Regions from separate parts of the Mus musculus genome. Here region 2 is linked to region 1. Evidence: chromatin loops called from intact Hi-C (ENCODE). Cell type or tissue: heart. All regions are shown on one strand. Links, peaks and the distances in the headings refer to the core of each region. The heading gives the core; the rest is flanking DNA. Region 1 holds the start of 4930556C24Rik (RIKEN cDNA 4930556C24 gene). Region 2 holds the start of Adamts5 (a disintegrin-like and metallopeptidase (reprolysin type) with thrombospondin type 1 motif, 5 (aggrecanase-2)).

Region 1 (5,378 bases), core at 66-5,065:
GGAAGGAAGAAAGAAAGAAAGAAAGAAAGAAAGAAAGAAAGAAAGAAAGAAAGAAAGAAAGAAAGAAAGAGAGGGGGTGAGGGAGGGAGGGAGGGAGGAAGGAAGGAAATAAGAGAAAAAGAAAAAGAAAGGTGAATAGAACCTGAGATTGACCTGTGACCTACTATCTCTATTAATCTTGAATGTAGAGATTGTTGGCAAATGTGGTACATCACATGAAACCACCCATACACGAATAAAAAGCATGCAAATGTACACACACCTACACATACACACACACTGAATATATGTTAAAACATTCTAATTACAAACACACCAGAAATATCCGTATTGATTAGACATTATAGAGTTTCAAGATTCTCTAGGACCATTGACCTTGAGTTGCGTAAAGAATTAATGCTGATGAGCAAACAAGTCTCAGGTTCCTATAAACTTTCTATTGACTCAACCTCTGATCTCCACTAGAAACACTACAAAGCTACAGATGCTCTTACGGCTGTGGAATTTTTTTTGTGCTATAACACTTAATATGACAATTCCTGAGCTAGTCCAACAGAAATAATTTAAGGAAAGGGGTGAAGTAAAGCAGACCAAGGATGTCTGAAATGATATACTGCATTTGCTGACAATCTCGGCATCCATGACTGCTAGAAATGATAGAAATGCTGAGCAAGCAACCACAGAACGGCCAGGCTTTTGCAACTAGGATAGAGTCAAAGGGAGGGTATGTCACAGCATGGAAACGTGGTCTCATTAACACTTGTAACAAAAAACAGCAACAATCATGTGTGGGAGAAGACAGACATTTGATATCATCCTTTCTGAACTTATCTTCAGCGGTTAGCAGAGGCAGATGATGTCGGGTCCTCTTGCCCAGATGGTCTTTGCAAACTTATCTATGACATGAACCTTCCCAGTGACTTCAGCTGTGTATGACTAAGTGCAGTAGTGAGGGCAGCTGAGAGTCTGGCATCAAAGGAGTCTTCCACACAGAGAAGAAATGACAGGGAAGAAAAGCAAGCCTCCTCCTGCTTACAAATGCTGCTTTTGTGAAGTTACAATATAGTTACAACATCTTTTTCCTTTCCTTTATCCCCTCTAAGTAGTCTCTCTAACAACGACCTACTAGCACACTCTGAAACAGTCTTGTGTATACTCCCACAATAGAACATGAAGTACAGGAGAAGTCCATCTTCCAGGATGTTTGTCAAAAGACATCAAGTCCTTACTAGGCATGAAATACATCTTCATCTTAATTTTCAACTTTCTGTCTTACAGAAATAGATTTCTCTTATATATAAAATAATCCATTAATGGTATGTTTATTATAGTTGCTTGAAGAAACTAAGAAAACCGGACCATGACAATTACCCACTTTTCATTGCTTTCTGGATGCTAGCAATAATTTTACTTTGTTACATCAGATTTGATCTAGGACATCTTTATTAGTTCGTGTATGTCATCAGTAAATGGTAACTCATTGAAAAGAAGCTTCTAATGAGACTTCCCAATGTTCTGAAAGGAGAAATGTAAGTTGAACCATGGACCATAATTTTTATTTCCTTATGTGATTTTTAGCTATGGGCAGTGAGTGAGTGAGTGTGTGTGTGTGTGTGTGTGTGTGTGTGTGTGTGTGTGTCTTTATAGTGATGTAGTGATGCTAAGAAATTCAGGAAGAACTCTGTCTCTTGCTATGCATTATGTGACCCACCTGCGATGGGGAAGATTATGTAATGTCACTTCTCATAAGAAATATGAATGTTCCATGAATGGTTCCCATTTTTCTTTCTTTCTTCCCATGCCATGGTCACTGGGGATAGCATAGCAAAACTATATAGCTTCTAAAATTCATTTGCTGAGTGTGTTTGCTGGTTTCCTTAAAACTAGGATAATGTTTATGTCTCTATTTTTTTTTGTATTTAAGTTATTTGTAGCTACTAATCACATTCTGAAATATATACATTTTTGTGTATTTGCTTATTGACTCCTCCCATTTGAATGAAAAAAGTAGAACCAAGTGAAGAGGGAAAGAAAGAAAGAAGTCGCATGTGTAATCATGTATATGCATGTGTAATGCACATATTCTTTCTATACTTACTTACTTTATTTATATCCTGACCACAGCTTCCCCTCCTTCCTCTCCTCCCAGTACTTTCCCCCCTGTTCTGGCTGGTTTTGTGTATCAACTTGACACAAGCTGGAGTTATCACAAAGAAAGGAGCCTCCCTTGAGGAAATGCCTCCATGAGATCCAGCTGTAAGGCATTTTCTCAATTAGTGATCAAGGGTGGGAGGGCCCATTGTGGGTGGTGACGTCCCTGGGCTGGTCATCTTGGCTTCTATAAGAAAGCAAGCCAGTAAGTAACATCCCACCATGGCCTCTGCATCAGCTCCTGCTTCCTGACCTGTTTGAGTTCCAGTCCTGACTTCCCTTGGTGATGAACAGCAGTATGGAAGTGTAAGCCGAATAAACCCTTTCCTCCCCAACTTGCTTCTTGGTCGTGATGTTTGTGCAAGAATAGAAACCCTGATTAAGTCACCCTCTATCTCTCCTCCCCCATCTACTCACCCTCCCTTTTTTCTTCAGAAAAGGGGAGACCTCCCAAGGATATCAACCAGCCATGACACATTCTTAATGTACCTATACGATGGCAAGTTTAATTACACAGAAGTTATAATTTCATACATATACATATATACAGTTAATACATAAAATTGATCTAACATAGTATAAATATGTATGTGTCCAATGAGACATTTTTATTAGCATTTCCTATAATCCTGAGACATAAAGTGGTATGCGTTTGCATTCAGATAATAGTATCTGTTTTATCAAAATCCAAGATAAAAATTTTGTTAGTACTATTTGGTAATGGGTGAGGTTTCTGATGAATCTTTTAAATTATGTACATGTACTAGTCATGTAAGCTAGAAGTTGTCACACTAACTATACACAAATTAATTTCCAAGGCTTTGTGTTGAGTTGAAATAGAAGCTAGGGTCTAGGACAGCTGCTGTTTAATGTTTAAAAGTTTGCTGAGAAGACAAATTAAAGTTTTTGAAATTAGGAAGTAAAAAAGGCCAGCAACTGATCCGAATGCTTTTCTCCCTCACTAAACTTTCCTAAGAGTCACATAATAACTGTTTTTTAGTGCCACCTTTTGGGTGGTCTTGTTATTACATAACAGCGAAATTGAGAACTGGAAATCTGGTCTCTGTATGTATGTGCATGCTTGAGAGAGTATTTCATGTGGTTGTTGATGTTGTTGTTGTTGCTGATGCTGTTGTTGTTGTTATTTATTCACTTTACAAGCCACTCACTGTTCCCCTCGTGGTCACCTGCTCCCATAATCCACACCCCCATCTCCTTCTCCACTGAGGAGGTGGGGGTCTCCCTAGGTATGCCCCCATACTAAGTCTCCATGAGGCTAGACATATCCTCTCCTACTGAGGCCAGACAAGGCAGCACAACTAGAAGAACATAACCCTCGTACAGACAACAGCTTTTGGGACAGTTAATTAGGACCCACATGCTACATATGTGCAGGAGGCCTACGTCTACCTCTTGCAATTTCTTTGGTTGGTGGTTCAGTCTCTGAGAGCCTCAAGGATCCAGGTAAGTTGACTCTGTTGGTCTTCCTGTGGAATTCCTACCCCCTTAGAGGCTTAAATCCTGCTTCTGTTTCTTCCACAAGAGTCCCCAAGCTCCATCCACTGTTTGGCCGTGGATATCTGCATCTGTCTGAATTAGCTAAGTACATTCTTCACATTAACTGTATAATTTTTTTTGTACCTGTATGGACTCTGTTCACTTCCATTCTCCAGTAGCATGGAGTGAAATCTCCTTACATGTGTTTTTGAGTCATGTGATTCATCATCTGTCTATCCCATTTCCTTGTCCAGCAACAGCAACCCAGGCATTCATACTCATCTAAACAAGTTTTCAAACTATTTCATCTCCTTTTTGTTTAGTTAATTTCAAGGTCAGGGAGCAACTATGGCTGTGTAGAGGACAAGTGTCACTGTTTTGACCGTGAGAAAAATTTGAAAAGCTTCCTAACCCTTCAGGTTTGTCAATGGAGAAATAAAACCTGAGATAAGTCTTAAAATTCTAATTCTGGAAATTGTGCTCACCTATGCCAGAGAAGGTGCATCTGGCTAACATTCATGGTGAGCTATGCTAGAGAAGTAATTGTAACTGACATCCCTGTTGACCTATGCCAGAGGAACTGCCTGTAACTGACATCCCTGTTGACCTATGCCAGAGGAACTGCCTGTAACTGACATCCCTGCTGACCTATGCCAGAGGAACTGCCTGTAACTGACATTCCTCTTCACCTATGCCAGAGGAGGTGCCTGTCACCTACACTTTAATATAAAATGAGCTGATGCAGGTGAGGTGAGATACCTGCTTCCCAAATTTTATAGCACAGTAACAGAACTGTCCGTCACATCTACTATATCAAAATTGACAAGGATGACGGTCTGACCACAAACTAAGATTTCTCTGCTTAAGGTTATATAACTCGGAACAATGATTGACTGGGGTGTGACACTTGTCATAGTGTATCAATCACTCATTAGAATCTAGGTGGCATATTACTCACTCATCTTAGTTCTCAAGGTTCTGTTCCCATCACTAAAAATAAGAAACCAAGAAGCAAAATATAAATCAAAGAAAGAAAAGTGAAATAATTTTATTTAAGTCAATAAACACAGCATCTATTTATAATTTTTGAGTCTCCCTTTTGTAGTAAAACTCCAAACATCATGGAAGTAATCACGTTCTGATTGGATTTAAGTCCTGTTGCACAAGATGAAACCCATACATAGATAGCACCATTACCCAATGAAGAGTCTGTGGCTAGACCAGACACAGGCCCTATAGGAGAGCCTACCCATTATTCTAAATGGGTGTTGTATTGCACTCCCAGTGACTTATTATCCATCATTCAACCCACATGAGAGAAGCCACAGGAGAACCTACTACCATTCTTCTAAATCACCAGTGACGAGACTCCCGGTGACTTATCATCTATCACTCAACCCACAACAGAGAAGCATTGTTTGCAGTATACGATGATCAACACAGAAATCTACAATGTGCCTAAGTTCAGAGAACAAAAATACTATGGAGTTCTCAGTACTAAATGAAACATCTGTCCCCGATCCTCTTCTCTCAAGGCTCAAGGATAACTGTGGAAGGAGGGATGGAAATAGTGTAGGTAACTAGAGATGATGGGTGACTATGAGGAATTGGTGTTTTCTGAACACAGCATATGAACTCACCGCAGTTTTGATGGCATGTGCAAGACCTGTGCAAGTTCAAGCTAGACCAAACCCCAACATGGAAAGAAGAGATGGACATCAAGCCCCAGC
Region 2 (5,378 bases), core at 64-5,063, 79 kb before region 1:
CAGAGACCAGTACTGGACCCTGGCACAGGTCAACTTGCTGTGAGAAAGTCACTAGGGTTTCCTTTCACCTTCTTAGAATTGATAATTAGAGGAAACAAAGGATGGAGGAACTGAGTAGCAGGGGCCATGCCACCTGCCTACTAATAACCACCAATCACCTCCCCTCAAGTATTCTTCCCTGGGATATGAGCTTTGAAAATGAGAGGGCTGACAGTGAGTGGCTGACTTATAAGAAGAGTAGCAAGTAAACAAACAAAGGAGTGTTTGCCAGAAAGTGTGAGCACAAATGTAAAAGTCTGGGGTGGGGGTGCAGATTCCCCTTCAAGAGTTAACTCTTTCCCACCCTGACATCCTACAGCTCAGAGTTCCAGTGGCTGGGATAAGTGACAGATTGTGGGCACTGACCAACTATGCCCTGGAAAAAAAGCTGGGAGTACCGCCATTTATACACAAAGCCAAGGACTTCCCAGGCCGCAGCCGGCCCTGTTGGGGTCACCGCAGTGCTGCATGCCCAGAGACGCGCCAGGAAGCACCGGTGGCTGCCTGGCTGCTCAGCTGATGGCCGGGAGAAGTTAGTCACCCCTAGCCCGAAGTCAGCAAGTGTTGGAACGTGAACAAGCTAGGAGATGAGGAGGCTGGAAATCAGCTACCGGGACCGACTGGAGAGAACCAGGGAAAAGAGAGAGGGACTTGGGGTTGCACAGGCGGCTGCCCTGACCAGTGAAGTTACCAGGTCTACAAGGCCAGAGCGCACTGGCCGGCAAAATGAAGCAAGAACTTCATATCCCGCTCAAGAACAGCAAGGGGAAGGAGGCAGAGAGAGACTTTAAAAACACACCAAAACACCCCTTCAGGAGATGAGGTAAGCCGAGGTTAGCCAACCCCGATTGGTTGTGAAATACCACACAGAACCGGAGTTGCTGTGGCTTTAAATGAGGCCAAGAGAATTTTCTTGTTTTCTGCCCAAATACTTTTTCTCTCTCAATCTCTTTCTCACCCTTACTCCCTCCTTTGTCCCTCCTTCCACCTTGCTAGGTTCTGGCCCCTTCCTCCTTCCCGGTCTGCCTTTCCTCGATCACCCTCCTCCTCTCGCTGCTCCCTCCCCCATCAGATTAGGCGCGGACCGGGAAGGGTGGGAGTGGTGGGGGAAGCTCTCCCTTTAAGAGGCAGCGTGCAGTGACGAATTGTTGAAATTGCCATTGCAGGATGGCACGCCGCTATAAATTCATTGTCCCACCTCCTCGCATCTTCACAGCGCCTGAGCCGCTCTCCGCGCCCGTAGCAGCCGACTGGGGATGATCCCGGGCGGGAGGACGCGGCAACGGAAGGGACCGGGACGCGCCGCCTCGCTGGCTCTCCGCAGGCCGCCTCCTAGCTTTTGATTTTAAACATTTTTAGGTGTTTCCTTTGCTTGCTTTCTTTCCTTTTCTTTTCTCCCGTCTCATTTCTCCCTGCCTTCGGGTTCCAGCGGAGCCGAGGAAGCCCTGAGAATAAGAAAGGAAGTGGGTCGGAGCTTGGAAGCTTTGCAGCCCGCCAGCCCCGGGCTTCGAGGGGGCGGGAGCGGACGCGCACCAGTTGCGGGCCAGCGCGGTCGCCCTTCTTACTCTCTTAGCTCGTTTGTTTTGATCTGTTTGTGCAAAGATCTTGTCTGCGTTGGGCCTCTCTCCTTTTTTGTATTTGGTTGCTCTCCACCTCTTGGCTTTTACTCCCACCAACACCACCCTTTATTTAATTTTTTTTCTTTTATTTTATTTAAAATTTTTCTTCCTCCGTCTCTTGGACCTCCATTCCAAACATTTTCCAAACCAACAAAGAAAAAGTTCTCACAGTGGCACCGGTGCCAGGCCAGGCTGGCTCTCTGCTGCGGATTCCCCCTACCCTTTCCTGGACACTTGACTCAACCTTGCACGCCAGTGTGTAGAGTGTGCGGCTGTGGGTGGGTGGGTGGGAGGGCGAGCCCCCCACCCCCGCCCCTGAAACTTCTATAGCAAATAGCAAGCATCCAGCTAGACTCAGTCGCGCAGCCCCTCCCGGCGGGCAGCGCACTATGCGGCTCGAGTGGGCGCCCTTGTTGCTGCTACTGCTGCTGCTGAGCGCGTCCTGCCTGTCCCTGGCCGCTGACAGCCCCGCCGCGGCACCTGCCCAGGATAAAACCAGGCAGCCTCAGGCTGCAGCAGCGGCCGCCGAGCCGGACCAGCCGCAGGGGGAGGAAACACGGGAGCGAGGCCATTTACAACCCTTGGCCGGGCAGCGCAGGAGCGGCGGGCTGGTCCAGAATATAGACCAACTCTACTCTGGCGGTGGCAAAGTGGGCTACCTTGTCTACGCGGGCGGCCGGAGGTTCCTGCTGGACCTGGAGAGAGATGACACAGTGGGTGCTGCTGGTAGCATCGTTACTGCAGGAGGAGGGCTGAGCGCATCCTCTGGCCACCGGGGTCACTGTTTCTACAGAGGCACCGTGGACGGCAGCCCTCGATCCCTAGCTGTCTTTGACCTCTGCGGGGGTCTCGATGGCTTCTTTGCAGTCAAGCATGCGCGCTACACTCTAAAGCCACTCCTGCGTGGGTCCTGGGCAGAGTATGAACGAATTTATGGGGATGGATCTTCCCGCATCCTGCATGTCTACAACCGCGAGGGCTTTAGCTTCGAGGCCCTGCCGCCACGCGCCAGTTGCGAGACTCCTGCATCCCCATCTGGGCCCCAAGAGAGCCCCTCGGTGCACAGTAGATCTAGGAGACGCTCAGCGCTGGCCCCGCAGCTGCTGGACCACTCAGCTTTCTCGCCATCTGGGAACGCGGGACCTCAGACTTGGTGGAGGCGTAGGCGCCGTTCCATCTCCAGGGCCCGCCAGGTGGAGCTCCTCTTGGTGGCTGACTCGTCCATGGCCAGGATGTATGGGCGGGGCCTGCAGCATTACCTGCTGACCCTGGCCTCCATCGCCAACAGGCTGTACAGTCATGCAAGCATTGAGAACCACATCCGCCTGGCGGTGGTGAAGGTGGTGGTGCTGACGGACAAGGACACGAGTCTGGAGGTGAGCAAGAATGCGGCCACGACCCTCAAGAACTTTTGCAAATGGCAGCACCAACATAACCAGCTAGGGGATGATCACGAAGAGCACTACGATGCAGCCATCCTGTTCACCCGAGAGGTAGGTACAGAAGGTGGGTGCCCAGCCCTGGGATACAAAGACTGGTGGAAGGGCAGGTCTTGCTAGTGGCTCTGCTTCTCCCATAAAGGACTTGTCACTCAATAGAGATTTACTTAAATGCATCTTGCATGCAAACCACTCAGCCCCCACTTACACTCAGGTGTTTCGGTGAGCCTCTGCAGTAATCTCTGCTTTAAGTGAGGCGACTTTATGAGATCAACACTCGCTAAGGCTGGACGCCAGTCAGACAGGACACTGTGGTGTATGGCCGCGATAAGGAGGTGTACAGTTACATGGCAAAAGGAGGAAAGTAAGACTGTCGTCTGAAATTGCATGTTTTCTACTTCCCAGTGAAGACGAAAGTACTACTTTGTCCTACTTAATGGGAAGGACTTGAAAGTTGGCAGTTGCTTTTATCTGATTGATGGCCTCCCTTGTAAATGTCCTTAAACGAACTCTTCTGCAACACTGGTCTTTTCCAAAGGACTGCTTTTTCTAATGTGGCTTCCAAATGGGCTTCTGACATATCCACCTTGGAATCTGAGTTCCTGAGAAGGAAGGAATGTGGGAGGGTCAAGGGGATGCGGAAGCCCAATCAGCAGTGAGGACAACCCCCCACCCCACCCCCCACCCCAGGCCCTCTACCAGCACATCTGAAGCACCACCCTCCCGCCCAACTGCCAAACAAGGGTCAAATCCAGTTGGAAGGTTTGGGGTTTGGATGAATGTGTTTCTGAAGTTCTGGGCAGAGCTTCAGGATGTGGGGAAGAACGTTTTCCAAGGACTTCCCCACGTTAAGGGTGATGGTTACCGAGAAGGAAAAGAGATGGATCATTATGAGCCCAGACATTCTGGGAGCAACACATCTATTTACACAGTTACCAGACCACCATGTCAGCGTGACGTTTCAGACCAAAAGTCCTGCTGATAGTTGTGAGCCTGAGCATTCAGAAAGCTGTCCCCATTACCATCCTTGTTGAATTTTGTCTTCCCAACTAGCCCCCTCCTAGTGTGTGTATGTCTGTGTCTGTGTGTGTGTGTGTTCTATCGATGATCACAGTTTCATTTTCTGCATGACTGCCGTGACTATGCATGGCATACCTAGAAGACACCATGCCTGCGTGTCATGGTCTTGCTCTCCACTTCTTTCCTCAGTTTGCCTTGGTAATACATCCACCATCCATGTTGAGCACTTCCCTGTCTTTCTTAATCTTAGCATCATGATGTGTTCTAAGTCTGATTTAAGCTTGGCTTATTGCCAAATTCAATTTCTCTGCCTGACTTGTGCCCTTTCAAATGCCTGTGAAGGACTAATGTTTAAGGATCATTCTAGGTGTGTGAAATCCATCCAGTATAACTTTTAAGTAACAACAAACTCTTTGACAGTGTACAGTTACAAACTGTAACCAAAGAGGAAGGATAGATAATTCAATGGCATACTCTAGGGGTTTCAGGGTGCTAAAACTTCCCTACCTAATTTTTCTATTTTTGTTAAGGTGCCCATGGTATGAAGAAAAGAGTGTTGATAAAGTCAAAGGAGAGAAACGTTTGCAGATCATGAGGTGGACATAATTGTAACCCACAAAGAAAGTTCTCAAAAGAAGTATCCAGGGAGAAGTAGGCATCACAGCTCTGGGTGCAATGAAAAAGCTTTCATCTCATTCAGAGATGGTCTGGAAGCCACCCTTTAATTCCTCTGCCCTGCACTAGCTTTTAAAATAATGGTGCAACAGGCATTTTGTAGGCTGCCCTGTAAAGTTCTTCTGTAAAACTAGCCCTTTTCTCACTTGATTTCCAAGTCTTTTTTTTTTTTTTTCATAAGCAACTTTCCACGTCTGGATTTCCTTGTGTTGCTATATAATGACTGCCTGCCAAGAAGGAGGCTTGGGAGAGTTTGTAGAAGGAGGTTCCCTAAAGAAAGAGGAAAAAATACTTTTGTAGACAGACCACACCAAAAGGCAGTACACTGCCAATCATGGCAATAATTTTCTTTCAGTTTAATACAAAATCGTTGTTCATAATTCTAAAACTTAACTGGAAGACCTCTCACCGTTTGCTCTTCTCCACACATACTTTTCCCAATTATTTCCCAGCTGAAAGGAAACCAGGATTCTAAATGATGTCTATTGCTTTTGCTGGGGGGTGTGGGGGGTTGTACTTGGGTAATTGACAATCACTGTTTCCTAGTCTGGGAAATACATCACTACATTTTAACTAGACAAAAGCA

Evidence for each region. Peaks named below come from ENCODE experiments on the same cell type or tissue, not always from the same donor. Only the 100,000 strongest peaks of a DNase experiment are listed, where the experiment ranks them.
Region 2: it touches region 1 in a loop (2.4-fold over the local background); 2 of 42 quality-filtered maps call a loop at or near these places.

The regions. Positions count from the first base shown.
Region 1 is chr16:85,818,063-85,823,440 of GRCm38, reverse strand. It overlaps 4930556C24Rik (RIKEN cDNA 4930556C24 gene), which reads right to left and starts at 4,230. Exons shown (of 4, transcript NR_040506.1): 1 at 4,134-4,230. In heart, for the core only: a CTCF peak has its summit at 3,164 (motif pointing left); no DNase peak of the experiment used is centred there; H3K27ac peaks cover 284 bases.
Region 2 is chr16:85,896,937-85,902,314 of GRCm38, reverse strand. Adamts5 (a disintegrin-like and metallopeptidase (reprolysin type) with thrombospondin type 1 motif, 5 (aggrecanase-2)) reads left to right here and starts at 1,190. Exons shown (of 8, transcript NM_011782.2): 1 at 1,190-3,151. The coding sequence starts at 2,048. It overlaps Gm46558 (a long non-coding RNA gene), which reads right to left and starts at 2,515. Exons shown (of 3, transcript XR_001781962.2): 1 at 2,318-2,515; 2 at 1-1,484. In heart, for the core only: CTCF peaks have their summits at 1,392, 2,053 and 2,861; DNase peaks (open chromatin) are centred at 614, 1,194, 2,764, 3,814 and 1 weaker place; H3K4me3 peaks cover 2,887 bases; H3K27ac peaks cover 2,311 bases; H3K27me3 peaks cover 308 bases.